Regions from separate parts of the Homo sapiens genome. Here region 1 is linked to region 2. Evidence: chromatin loops called from intact Hi-C (ENCODE). Cell type or tissue: endothelial cell of umbilical vein. All regions are shown on one strand. Links, peaks and the distances in the headings refer to the core of each region. The heading gives the core; the rest is flanking DNA. Region 1 overlaps CTNNAL1 (catenin alpha like 1). Region 2 overlaps TMEM245 (transmembrane protein 245).

Region 1 (7,172 bases), core at 1,228-6,227, 120 kb before region 2:
AAATGTTATGTGTTTTCTTGATGTAAGAAACAAAGTAAATAGATGTGAAACATATTTTCAAATACTTTTCTTTAAAATAACATTATTAGATTGTTTTAGTCGCAACAAGATAAGTTAAAAAAAAACACAGATATCCTCTGTTTACTTATTTTTCCTGAGAATATGATGAATATTTGGCATGTTAATCTGCCCTGGCAGCTCAGGAAGTTCAGGCGACTAACACTGATAAGGCACGTTGCCACCACTGTGAGAACCTCCATCTTTCAAAGAGGGGAAGGTTGTTTGTATTTCTCCAGCGCTGCCAGATCCACCTCTCCAATTTCTGATTCATTCAACACTTATCAAGTGGTTTTATCCTCAAATCCTCTAGGACAACTCCTTCCCTGGCCAACTGCTCTCCTCTTTGCCTAGGGAATTATCCAAAGCAAGAAGTGATCGTACATACCCTGGATTCCCAGATGATCATGGAGCATGACCATCATCTGAGAGATTAACTTCTGGACTGGAAGAGTTTAAATCTGTTCTGTAAGTTTTGAGATTATTCAGTAACATTTAGGGACTCTGAGTACAGAAATTTTGTAGTTGTGGATAATTATCATTTCCACTGATTTAACTGTGTCTTAAGTTATATATTGTTAGTCTCTGATTTGGGAGGGAAAAAAAGTACAGAAGAATTCAGTATTTTTATCAACTAGGTTTCTGCTACATACATTATCATAGTGCTCACCTTTTCTTTCCAAATGTTGTACACATTTAAAGCTTTTACCAATAAGCCTTAACAAGTGGATAATGATTCTCTAAGAGGAGACATTACTTGCATTCAAAAGTTTAGGCACAGCATACCCATCATTTAAGAATTGCACATATAGAAGAAACACTACTTTTAAACTACAGACAGAGTTATAAACAATTATAATAGACAAGCATTGCCAAATTACTTACAATTAACCTAAAAAGAACTTTTCTTTTTTTTTTTTTTTAAGCAACGCTCAGACATGCATAGCCCCGGGAGGAACCCAGGGCCACAAGTGCATTCAACGTACAGATGATCAGTGTGTCAATGTATCCTGCATTGCACATTAATTCCCACAGCTAGCTGCATTCTTCATCGACACACAAGCCAAGCAATCCACCACTAAGAGTCATAAAAAGCACTTTGAACAACACAGAAAGACAAAAATACAGCAACATCAGAAAGGTAAGTACCTTATTTCTTGATGTTATTATCTGTTTAATGACTACTCGGTCTGCCAGCAACAACACTTTTGTCACTGAAGAAAGAAGTAATCTTGCAGCCTTTATCACTCCTGTTTTGTCTGTAAAAATTGTGATCTGCCCATCAGATTCCAGATGGTTCAAGTTGGTTATGTCTGTAAGTGCTGCAATTGTTTCTCCTAACAAGAAAGACGAGGGGAGAAAGTTAAACAGGCATACAAATTAAAATCTAGACTTCTCTCTAACCTTGAAGGTAAGGCACAATGAGGAGAAACTCAGCTTTGGAGTCTTACTTCAGGAACAAGAAACGGTTTCACCTTGACGATTGTAGGGATTATCATACGAAGCTTTCTAACCAGAAAATAATAGCACACTCTTAAGAACTGTGACAAATTTTGCCCTCACCCAGTTTGAAAAACATCATAATTTTTGTTTCCAGTGGTAATGCAAACTACACAATCTAAAAGCCTCCTGCCCTACAAGACAGTAAGAGAAATCCCATGAGTCAAAAACCAAAGAATACCCTAAAACCCGAGCAGTAAGCAGGTGCCAAGGCTTGGGCTGGGGCGAGGCCGGGGAGAAGTCAGGGGTCACTGCCAATCTCCACAAGCTGAACGGCCTTGGGTTTTCACCCTTGGGTTTTCACGGATCCTCAGAGAGAGAAAAAAGACAGGGCTTTAGGCCCCAAGGGATGACATCTTCAATATAATGGGGGCCCGGAAAGAACTGTCAATAGGCAAAAAGAAACAATAAGGAAGTTTGTCTGTCAGTCAGCCTGGACTTTGGGTGGGGAAAGTAAACAAAACAAAAGCCTCCCTCCTGAGAATTCAAACCACAGGCTGGCCCTCATTTAGGCTACAGTTTGAATTTATATAAACTTCTTATGATGCCCAGCATAAACCATTCTATTAATTGAACTCCCAACCCTCTAGAAAAATTATCTTCTTCACTGTTGCTATCAAAACTTTTGATTTCTGTAATGGTAATTATCTACTAATAAAACAATCCAAGTATTCTTGTATTATAATACAAGGCTACAATATTCTTCAAACCTCCATACTGTTAAAAAGATTTTTAAAATAATAAACCTTTAACCAACTTATAGTGTTCAAGATCATTTTTTAAAGTCCTAAATATACCTGTGTGCCTAATGGATTGATTTTCTTACAAAAGCCCTCCTGTCAATTCTATTACATACACACAATAATGTGTCAGCTCATAGGCTAAGGATCTTGAGTAAAAAGTACTGGAATCTTAATGGAGAGGCCACAGGGTGAAGTATAAGTCAAGGTTTGGAAAGATCAGTCTGGCAGGCACAGTGGCTCACACCTGTAATCCTAGCACTTTAGGAGGCCGAGGCGGGTGGATCACCTGAGGTCAGGAGTTCAAGACAAGCCTGGCCAACATGGCGAAACTCGGTCTCTACTAAAAAAATACAAAAATTAGCCAGGTGTGGTGGCAGGGGCCTGTAATCCCAGCTACTCAGGAGGCTGAGGCAGAGAATCGCTTGGACCTGGGAAGCGGAGGTTGCAGTCAGCTGAGATGGCGCCACTGCACTTCAGCCTGGGTGACAGAGTGAGACTTGGTCTCAAAAAAAAAAAAGAAAGATCAGTCTAGTAGGAGTACATAAAATAGAATGGAAAGGAAAGACTTAGAGCCAGGCTATTGTATCAATTGTGGGTGTGAAATAGTAGGGACCTTACTAGTATAGTAGCCATAGGAACATTAAGAAGATGATTTGGGAAACATTAAGAAAACACAAAATTAGTACCTGACCAATGATAAGAAGGAAAGAACGAGTAAAAAAATGGCCTCAAAGTTGTAAACCTAAGTTGCTTAAAGAAAATCGAAGGGCATTGGAAGAGAGATGATAATTTTACTGTCAGACAACAGGAGTTTGAAATAACACAGGAATACACCAAAGATAAGTCGCAAGACATGGACTGGTAATGCAGACTTGGATGTCTTGTGTATAATGACAATAGCTGAAGCTCTACAGATAGAGGAATTCTGTGGTAGCCAGCCTTCAAGATCGCTCCCCATGATCCCCACCTACTGTTATTGACAACCTTGTGCTGTCTGTCCCCTCCCACATCATACCAGGGTTGGTATGGTGGAAGTGGTGGTATGTCACTCCCAAGCTTAGGTTCTAAAATAACTGAGGCAGCTGTCTGGGTTGCTCTCTCTCTCTGAGAGAAGCCAGTTGCCATGTCATAAGCAGCCCTTACTACACAGATAACTACGTGGAGAGGAAGTGAGGCCTCCAGCCAACAGCCAGCAAGGAAGTGAAGCCTGCCAACAACCATGAGAGGGAGGCTGGAAGCAGACCTGCAGTGCACTCAAGCTTCCAGGTAACAGAGGCCTGGTCAACACACTGACCGCTACCTCATGAGACACACTGACCCTGAGCCACCCAGTGAAGCCACTCCCTGATTGGTGCCCTCTCAAAAACTGACATAGTAAATGTTTGTGGTTTTAAGTTGCTAAGTTTGGGTTAATTTGTTACACAGAAATAGGTAGCTAATACAGAGTTTTCATAGCAAAGAACAGAGAACAAAAGTGCTTAGAATTAACCTTAAGGCATACAGAAAGGGCAGGAGGAAAAGTATCAGTTTGCATCCTATCATTAATAGCTAAAAGGATAAAAATGTTTCCTCTGATCCTCTGGAAAATGTTAATTTTTTTCTACACCTCTCAACCACAAAGGATACGACATATAAGCCTGCACATATGGCATTATTCAACCTTTCCTTTTTCTGACTAGACCCCAGGCATTTAACTCATAAGTACGTGGGACAGTAACATTTGGTTGGCTCCACCAACATGGGCAAATGCTTTCTTAACATTATAAAGTTGTTCAAAGTGTAAACTGTTCAGAAATCAGTTCCCTAAAAAAGTAACAAAGCTGTCTTACAGCTTCACAGGTATCATTTTTAATTTATTATATGTCATTACTAGTGCTGTGCCTTAATAGGAAAACCCAAGGTCAATCAAACACAAATATTTGTTGAACTTCCATATAAAACATAAATATAAACCTTGCCTGGTAGCCAAGTAAAAAGCAACAATACAATGTAAGAGTTCAACACAGGGAAGTAAGAATAAAAATTAATTATAATAATAACAACTAATATTTATTGAGCACTTACTATGTGTGAAATGATAGATGCATTATATCAAAACACCTCTATAAACCCTAACAGTCTCATTTTATAGATGAGAACACTGAGGTTTAGAAATGTTTAATAGATTGCCCAATATACCCTGCTTGCAAGTAGAAGCACTAGGATTAAAGTCTAGGCAATCTGACCCTAAGACTTTAGTGTTTTTTTTTTTGAGACAGGGTCTCTCTCTGTCATCTCCCAGGCTGGAGTGCAGTGGCACCATCACTGCTCACTGCAACCTCAACCTCCTTGGGCTCAAAAAATCCTCCCATCTCAGCCTCCCAAGTAGCTGGGACTGGAGGCACGCACCACCACACCTGGCTATTTTTTTTTCTTATGTTTTGTAGAGACAGGGACTCATTATGTTGCCCAGGTTGGTCTCAAACACAGCTCAAGCGATCCACCCGCCTTGGCCTCCAAGTGTTGGGATTACAGGTGTGAGCAACTGCACCCAGCCAGCTCCAGTTTTTTATCTACTACTTTATATTAGTTCCCTCAAATGAACACTGTTGACAAACAAAGAAAATGATTCGTAGGGGTTGAGTGGGCTAGAAACATTACAGGAGTGATTTAATGAAGTCTTAAATTTGTATGTGTTAAGAGAAAAAAAGGCTTCTATATTTTACAACTCCAGAAGGCATCATTCTCATACTCTTACCTGAGTGACACTAGGAGGAAGATGACATGTGGAGCCCATGAAACCTGACAGCTTCCAAAATACTCCGTTTATGGAGCTGCCTGGGCGTATGGTACTCATGTCAGTGTACCACGTCCTCCTCTCTCACCTTACACTGGGCACAATGACATGCTACAAAGCCAACAAGGAGCACAGGACTCAGGTTGTCCTTTTGTTTAAAAATACTGTACTCCTGCTTTAATCAACGGTTGTTAGAAGAAACAGTCATTTTTTTATTTCTTTTTTTTTTTAACCACAAAGCTTTCTTGCAAAATGAAACAGTAATATGAAGACCATCTCTACATTTTCTGTTGAATTGTCCATTATGTAATGTCTGTTTCATAAGCACCCACACAATAATTTAGTGTCAGGAAAAAAAGTCTCTCCTCTTACAAGCTGGTTTGCTTCCTTTCAACAAACAATGAGATTATATAACCCTTTGTTTCCCACATTTTGTCTTGCCTTCCAGGAAGTACAAAGATAAATTTCATGCTTAATTAAAATAATAATGTTTGCCAAAGTTTCTGGTTTATTTATTTTCACATCCTATTTTAATAAGTTTATTGAACATGTCTTTTATTGTAAGTGCTTTCACATCCTTTTCTAAAGTAGGAAAAATATAAATTATGAATAGAATAAGGATATCCCCCCCTGCTTCCCACATAAAACCTATTCTCTGTCCCAGTGAATGGCTAGAAATCCAAAAGTCAACCCAGGGTCTTCCCTTTCCTTTAGTTAACAATCTACTTTTACCTATTCAACCACCTTAATGAGTATTTTGTGCACTCTTCCTGCTCTTTACAGCCCTATTACACTGACTTGGCCTAGCTGGTTTTACCACAAAAGCTTCCCTATTAATCTCCCTGCCTTCAGTCTCAACCTTCTCTCAGGCTGTCCTCATTCGTTCACTTCCTCCACACCATCAGAAAGACTTCTATCTAACATAAAAGATCTGTGAAATGTTCTTGTTTTGAAAAAACAAAACAAAACAAAATAACACAAAACAATATGTCTTTCATCTGGCTCAAAATTTCTCAATGACTCCTAGTATGGAATAATAGTTGAAATCATCCACATAACATACAGGACCGTGTATGATCTTGTCCACCCCTCTACATTTACTTGGTTTTATCGCAATCACTCTCCTCCTGCTGATGACCTGCTCCTCCCTCAGAGTTCCTCATCTCAGTAGATGGCACCACCATTTGCCTAGCTGTTCATATCCCAAATCTTGGAGTTATCCCTGGCTCTTCTATCACATCCAAACCATCAGCCAATCCTATCAGCTCCACCCTGGCAATATATTGAAACAAAGCCACCTTTCACCACCTCAAATGCTATGGTCTAGTCTAAGTCACCATCATCTATCACCTGGACCACTGTGACAACCTCCTAACTGGTTTCTCTGAATTCATCCTCACACCCCCTAAAATGTATTTTCTATACAGGAGCCACCAGTTACCCTTTTAAAAATACAAATGAGAACATGTCACTGCCCAGCACAAAATCTCCCACTAATCCCTCATTCCACTTAGAACATAGTCCAAAATTCCCCCAAGTATCCACATAGCTCAGGCCTTCATTCCATTGCAGTCTCTGCTGTAATGTTCCTTCCTTAGCAGGTCTTCCTAATTCCCTATCCCAGGAGTTCTCAACTGGGGGCCATTTTTACCCCTCACGGGACATTTGGCAATGTCTAGAGCTATTTCTGGTTGTCCCATGGAAGGAGAGGGGACCTTCCAGCATCTAGTAGGTAGAAGCTAGTGATGCTGATAAACATCCTACAATGTACAGGTCAACCTCCCACAACAGAGAAGTATCCAACCCAAGATGTCAGTAGCACCAAAGTTAAAAAACCCTGCCCTCTCTAAAACAGCACCTTCATTGTTCTCCTAACTCTTACCTTGCTTTTTTTTTTTTTTACATGGTAACGATCACCACCTGACATTACATATATATTCATTTATGATCTGTCTCCCTCAGCAGAATGCAAGGCCCAAGATGGCAGATTTTGGACTGATTTGTCCATGCCTATCTCCCTATGGCCTAAAAGAATGCCTGGTATATCACCAGCATTCAGTGAATATTTATTGAAAAAATTAATGGATAAATGATAC
Region 2 (7,172 bases), core at 1,568-6,567:
GTGAAATAAAAACCTAGTACTTGTTTTTACAAAACTCAGTTTTGTAGTTTGACAGAACAATCTGGTATATATATTAGTTACAGAATTACTTATCAGGCAAAAAAAAAAAAATTTAAGTCCATTAGATAAACTTCAAGATTTCTCAAAATTAAGTTCATCCCTGCTCTCAGAGGCCCCTGGTCAAATGGATAGGGTACATGCCTGCCTACCTTTAATGGGGTTCTATTAAAGAGAGTCTATTGTAACGTATACCAAAGGTCTAAAACCATCCCGAACTCAAACCATCTACTTCACCCCAGAATGACCAGAATTAGGCATAGATCTCAAAGCCATAAAGTCTGCCTTGGTTTCTTGAAAATACCACCGGGCGTGAACTTTCTCTCCCAAGAAAGAGAATGGCCCAAAAGAGCACAGCAAAACCATCAATGTCTCCTCCTCAGTGTATAATGCAAAAATGTTTACAAGTTGGCTGGGCGCAGTGGCTCACACCTGTAATCCCAGCACTTTGGGGGGCTGAGGCAGGTGGCTAATTTGAGGTCAGGAGTTCGAGACCAGCCTGGCCAGCATGGTGAAATCCCATCTCCACTAAAAATAAAAATAAAAAAAAAAAATTAGCCAGGCGTGGTGGTACATGCCTGTAATCCCAGCTACTTGGGGGGCTGAGACAGGAGAATTGCTTGAACCCAGGAGGTGGAGGCTGCAGTGAGCCAAGATCACACCACTGCACTCCAGCCTGGGCGATGGAGTGAGACTCTGTCTCAAAAAAAAAAAAAAAAAAAGTTCACAAGTCACCAAGAAACAGGTCCCTACCCATAACCATTTCCCTGAGTCCACCTAGAACCTCATAAAACATCCCTGCCTGCCTGCCTCCCTCCTCTGCCTTCCCTGAGTTCAAAATGAGTCATATCTGACATACGGGTTCTTGCAGATAAATTCCTCTATCATTCCAACTCAACAAAGCTAGAGAATAATGCTTTGTTTGACATCAAACGAAGACAGAGACATAGCTGTTTTTTATTTTATTTTTAACAATAAGTAGTAGCTCTAGAAACTACTTTAAGGCTATCTGCTGCTCTGGGTTACTGAATTGTGTTGTTAAATTAGAACTTAGTGTTTCCATTGGCTCAAACTTGGGAGATGAAAGTCTCAACCATAAGTACCACGCTGAAAAATCAACATCTGAGCAGCCACCCAGCTAACATAACAGGGAACCCATTACTCTGAGCAGCTCTGACATGAATCATCCTTATGTGGAAAAGAGATTTGTCTCTCTGAAGCTAACTCACAACTCTGACATCTCTCCCTCATGGTTACAGAGATCTGTTTAAAGCACTCTTTCACAGGACAGTCCTTCAAATATTAGAAATAGGCTTTCATGTCTTATATCCTCCTTACCTCTATCTCCTTCCCACCCTAGAGCCCCAGTTCCCTCCTCTTATCCAGAGTAAACATCTCTAGTTCCTTTAACTGGTTCTCACACATGTCTCTGAGCACCTCTTATCGTTGACTGCTTATCTATATCTTCCCCTAAGTATGACACTCAGAAATGATATGAGAATCCAAGGGTGCTCTACTTTTTAAGATGTATTGACTTTTAAAAGGACCTTTTGGAAAATGAACATAATTAAAGACATTTTAAAGCACATCATTTTCATTAAAATTTAATGAAAGATTAAAGCATAACATTTTCTAAAGATTAAGAATGTTAAATGCAACATATGACACTACAAAAAATTCACTTTCATTCACACAGTCAGCCTCTGCTGACCTTAGGCTAGACTTAAAAAAAAAAAAAAAAAAAAGAAGGAACCCACCTAAATGAAAAAGCAATATAATCCAGACAGGAATTGAAACTGCTCTCAAGTAGCGTTCAGTGCTTGCATTCCACTTGAATGAAACAGTCAACACATAGCCAACCACCAACGTCCAGATCTTAAATAAATGAAAGACACAGCTGTAAAATCTATACACGTGAAAATGAACATACAATTATACAAAATCTGTAAGTGTCTATACAGCAGGAATGCTCTGGACATAGCACAGAAAAGATGAAGGTTGATGGTGTCAAAGAAACGTACCTAGGTTCTCCTCGTTTGGAGAACCTAAGTTTTGAAATACTAGGCATTTGAAATCTCATGTAGTAATATTAAATAGTTGTTTAACAAAAGATACATAGTTCAAAACCCATCTTATACACAAAAATGCTTGAGATAAAATATTCAAAGCATAAACCATGGATTTAAATTAAGAATCTAATCTTATGGAATTCCTACAGTTTTCTCTGTTGATCAATGTTTAGAAAAGAAACGGAAAGAAAAGAAAAAAACAAGAAAAGGAAAGCTTTCCAAAAAGAATCAGGTTAAAAGATTCTATTTCAGCTTATAAAATATGCTTGTTACTGGGGAAATAACTCTGTAAAAGTAAGAAAGCAGCCAGCTGAAGTGTGACCCTGCTGAAATAATCTAGGCAACAAATGATTAGAACCTAATCCAGAGTTATGATGCACCAGCTGAAGAAGTGTGCCTGAAAAAAATATTATTAGAGGAACAAACAGCAGGACTTCAGAACAGAAGAATCAGCCAGGATACCCTCTTCAGTTCTTCCTACACTAAAGTTAAATGACCCTAGAGCTTAAGACGCATCAAAAGAAACCAGCGTAGCCTACACAGAAACTCATATTTTAATAGAACATTTATAAAACACAGAGGGAATACATAATCCAGAACACATCTGAGCACAAAGACCTTAATTAACATAAGACCAAGAAGCTAAAAGTCAAGTATGACATGAACCTTGCCAAAAAAAAAAGCAAATTAAGACAAAAAGAAACTTCGAGCTATATAATTCAGAGCATGAAGAAAAAAGAACTGATGGGATTACTAAAAAAGACAGAAAAAAACTATCTCCTACGTTATTTTGGTCAAATCTATCAATACAAATAATCTTCGCATCTTAAAAATGTTTATAGCTTCTAACCTCAGAATTCAACTTTCAGACTTTATCCTTACTAAATAATGATAAATTTTGAAAAAGTTTTAAATATAAAGAAGCTCATCAGAGTATGATTCAGAACAGTGAAAAAAGTGATTACCTAAAAGGTCAACAACTGGGAAATGATTACGATTCACTCAATAAAATGTTATGCAACCATTAAAATCACTTCTTAAAAACAAAGACTATATAGTTTAAAAACTCACAATATCATATTAAGTTAGAAGTAAAATACAAAAAATACTTGTGCTGTGATTACATCTACTATATGGTGGGAGGAAAAGAAAATGTACTAAGAAGTTAGTGGCTGTATTTGGGTGGTAAAATTTTGTTTTTCCTTTCACTTTTTTCTGTATTTTCCAGACTGCCTTTAATAAGCACTAATTCTTTTATAATAAAAAGGACATTAAAATATTTCTTCAAGTAACTCTATCAGATGAAATATTAAAGAGCTTTGAAGCTCAAAAATATGAGGACATGGGAAGTGAGACTACAGCTGCTTCAAAAAGTCCAGTCTTGCTGGACCAGACCAATTAACCCTGGGAATTCAAAGAATTTGAGATCTGATTGCAGAGCATAGAAAAAAATCTGAGTACAATAATAGTACACTTATATAACACTCCTATGTGCCAGGCCCTATTCTAATGCTTTATGTATACTAACTCATTTGATCCTCATAACCCCACAAAATAATATTATTATGATCCTCATTTTACACATGAAAGAAACCCAGATTTCAGAGAAGTGACTTGCCCAAGGCCACAGCCAATAAATGACAGAGGCAGGATTAGAACCCAGGAATCTGGCTCCAGAGTGCACTTTTCTAATCTTAAGGAGAAAGAAGCATGGTGCTAGAATACTAAAGATAAGCAAAAGCTGCTCAGATTTTCACAAGGGAAAATAAAAACAGTCAATTTAGACAACTACAACTTGTTGAAATTAAAAAAAAATCCACAGTAAATGGATAGTCTTCAGAGGTACGTCAGTTAGCCCCACCCTATTAAACATTACGTCAGTCACTTAGATGAAAGACTAGAGGCACAATAACAGAAAAAACTGATTTTACACAAATCAGTTATACAAAACTGAGTTGTCAATAAATATTGAGATAATCTATCATGATTCAAAAAGATATCCTGAAGCCAGAACAATGGGCTAATCCAAACAAGATTAAACTATATGAAAAGAAATGCAAAGTTCTGCTTCGAGATTCAAAACTCAACTGTACAAGTATGGAATGGAAAGAGAACATCTGAACCACTTTTCAGTTCAGTATGAGTCAGCCTATGACTAGTAGAAGCACTTATTTCTAAAAGTACAATACTCGTATCAGGGAAAGTGATTGTTTCAATTAATTTTGCGCTACCAAACCACACAACAAAATTCAGCCTGGGAAAGGAAATAGAAATCACAACATGATAATATAAATGTAGCTAGGGGAAAAAGAAAAAAAAAGTTTTGCTCAGAAAAGAGAAGGAAATATCAAGATTTTGTAGCTATCTTCAAATAATTTTTAAAATGTCATCTGGGAGAGGCATAAGACTTGATTTTCTGTGGTTCTGAGAGCAGAAATACGTGGGAATTAGGAAATAACACAGCTCAGTAAAAGGACAGGTTTTTCCAATAAACTATAGCTATCTACAAATGGAATAATCATTACTAAAAGTGTTTGAGCAAACGTTGAACAGAGATGACAAAGTAAGTACTACCCTTAGTAAGAAGCTGAACTGGAGGTCACAATTTATACAGTACCTCCAAGAAGTTTTTGTTTCTTATCTGTATGCATAAGGAATTAGTATCATTTGCAAGGAGAGAAAAAATAAGAGACTGCATACTTCAGATTTTTTAAGAGAAATTTATTGTCTAACAAGAAGCATGTATTTTCATCTATCAACCTGAAACTCACAGATTACCTCATTCCAGTTTAAAATAACCATTTTAAAATATACTCCCCAATTCTACTTTTAGGAGTGTTTTACAGAAGCACACTGTGCAGACACATATAAAAATATTCACTTGCCATTTACAATATAAAAAATTGAGAACTTAAATATCATTTTATAGTGAACTGTTTAAATAATGCTATCTCCAAAAATTGAGTAATTAGTCAGACTTTCAACAGTATGATGAACATCAATATACAGTGCTACAGTGTCAATTTATTCGTGTGTAAATTTATAATGGTGAAAATATACTCAACAAAAAATGTTTTAAAATATTATCTCTAGATGGCAGATTTCAAGGAGTAATCTGCTTCTTTATGTTTTATTACAGGTGCTCAATTTTCTACTAAGGTTATGTAGTATCTTTATAAACAGAAAAAGAAGTATTTTTAACCTTTAGGAAATTCTTTTGGCTTCTGGATTTTTTCCAGTATTTTGAAGTGTTTCCTCAGAAAAGATTCGCAGAAGTAATATTAGTTCAAGAGGTAAGGCCATTTATAAAAACACTTTAGAGTTTATATTAAGCCCATTATGATTATACAATTACCAATGGTTAAAAATGTTTATCAAAGTATTCTAATACAAATTCAGAGCTAAGAAAATCTGTTGAAAACATTTTCTAAAAGGCATGGTGGGGGAGGGGGAGAAAAAAGATTTATACTGTAGCAGTATTAAAAAGAAAAAAGTGGCCAGGGCAGTGGCTCACACCTGTAATCCTTGCACTTTGGGAGGCTGAGGCGGGCAGATCACATGAAGTCAGGAGTTCGAGACCAGCCTGGCCAATGTGGTGAAACCCCTTCTCTACTAAAAATACAAAAATTAACCAGGTATGGTAGCATGTGCCTGTAATCCCAGCTACTTGGGAGGCTGAGGCAGGAGAATCGCTTGAACCCAGGAGGTGGAGGTTACAGTGAGCCGAGATTGCACCATTGCACTCCAGCCTGGGCAGCAAGAGCAAAACTCCATCTCAAAAAAAAAAAAAAGAAAGACGTATATCTCTAAGTGCTAATAAGGAAAGATGGCCACAGTACAATGATAAATGAAAAGAGCAAGGTACAGAGCTATATGTATGTTATCTCATCTTTGTTTTAAAAAACAAAAAACAAAAACCTTCTACTTTATATGTTCACATGGACAAAGAAATGAATTTAGGAGCCTTTACATCAAGCAGTTAATAGTAACATCTGAATAGTGGGAATAGTGGTAGAGAAAAGGGATAATTCGGCCGGGCGCGGTGGCTCATGCCTGTAATCCCAGCACTTTGGGAGACCAAGATGGGCAGATCATGAGGTCAGGAGTTCAAGACTAGCCTAGCCAACATGGTGAAACCCCGTCTCTACTAAAAATACAAAAATTAGCTGGGCATGGTGGCAGATGCCTGTAGTCCCAGCCACTCGGGAGGCTGAGGCAGGAGAATTGCTTGAACCCGGGAGGCAGAGGTTGCAGTGAGCCAAGATCGAGCCACTGCACTCCAGCCTGAGTGACAGAGCAAGGCTCCATCTCAGCGGGGCCAGGGGCAGGGCGGGGGAAGGAAAGGGATAATTCACTTTTACCATACAAACTTCTGTTCTGCTTATGTTTTTTCAAATGTAACAAGCATATTTTACTTGGGTCAACATTTTGAATCACTAAATATCCTTTAAAATAACAAAAATAAGGATTTGTACATGCATGTTTCACACACAATTTCTAGTCTAGGACCTCTTAGGAGTTTTTTAATTCTTAAATCTTCACTAACACGGAAACATGAGGTTAACAAGTCAACTTTATATATGTTTAGCCTCTGAGCAAACCTATTCAAGTGTGAATTTTATTCCAGGCATTAAATCAATGAGCCACAGTTACAGATAAGAGGGCATATTTTTCCAAACTTATGTTCTCCAAAACAACATGTCCTTTTCAAAATATACATTCCATAGTCGTTTTTATAGCACCAATGTGCTAGACACTACATAAGACTGCATAAAATTTGGCAACATTTACTTAGCACTTCAAGTAAAGGGAACTAATAGGCAATCACATTTTCCTTTCATTTCACACGATTATCCACATATACTTTTCTGGTTAAAAAACATATTAAATGTAGAAAACATTAAGTAGAGACTCTGCCTTTTCAACCATCTTTGTTTCATTTATTGTCATCTGGGTATTAACTGGAAAAACAACTTGGTTGCTTCTGTTACATATTTTTGCAGAACAGTTTCCCAAGCTTTTTTTAGAGAGAATAAAACTACAGGA

The links. Hi-C counts contacts between places; a loop is a spot of excess contacts. Peaks named below come from ENCODE experiments on the same cell type or tissue, not always from the same donor. Only the 100,000 strongest peaks of a DNase experiment are listed, where the experiment ranks them.
Region 1: it touches region 2 in a loop (2.3-fold over the local background); 2 of 110 quality-filtered maps call a loop at or near these places.

The regions. Positions count from the first base shown.
Region 1 is chr9:108,991,426-108,998,597 of GRCh38, forward strand. CTNNAL1 (catenin alpha like 1) reads right to left here. Exons shown (of 19, transcript NM_003798.4): 3 at 1,207-1,394. It overlaps LOC105376216 (a long non-coding RNA gene), which reads left to right. Exons shown (of 7, transcript XR_007061724.1): 2 at 412-525; 3 at 984-1,198. It also overlaps the pseudogene RNA5-8SP3. Among named protein-coding and RNA genes, the nearest start is that of CTNNAL1, 18 kb to the right of the region's middle. In endothelial cell of umbilical vein, for the core only: no CTCF peak of the experiment used is centred there; DNase peaks (open chromatin) are centred at 3,486 and 5,656; H3K27ac peaks cover 1,268 bases.
Region 2 is chr9:109,106,639-109,113,810 of GRCh38, forward strand. TMEM245 (transmembrane protein 245) reads right to left here. Exons shown (of 18, transcript NM_032012.4): 2 at 1,815-1,932. Among named protein-coding and RNA genes, the nearest start is that of TMEM245, 9.7 kb to the right of the region's middle. In endothelial cell of umbilical vein, for the core only: no CTCF peak of the experiment used is centred there; DNase peaks (open chromatin) are centred at 1,973 and 4,163; H3K27ac peaks cover 2,773 bases.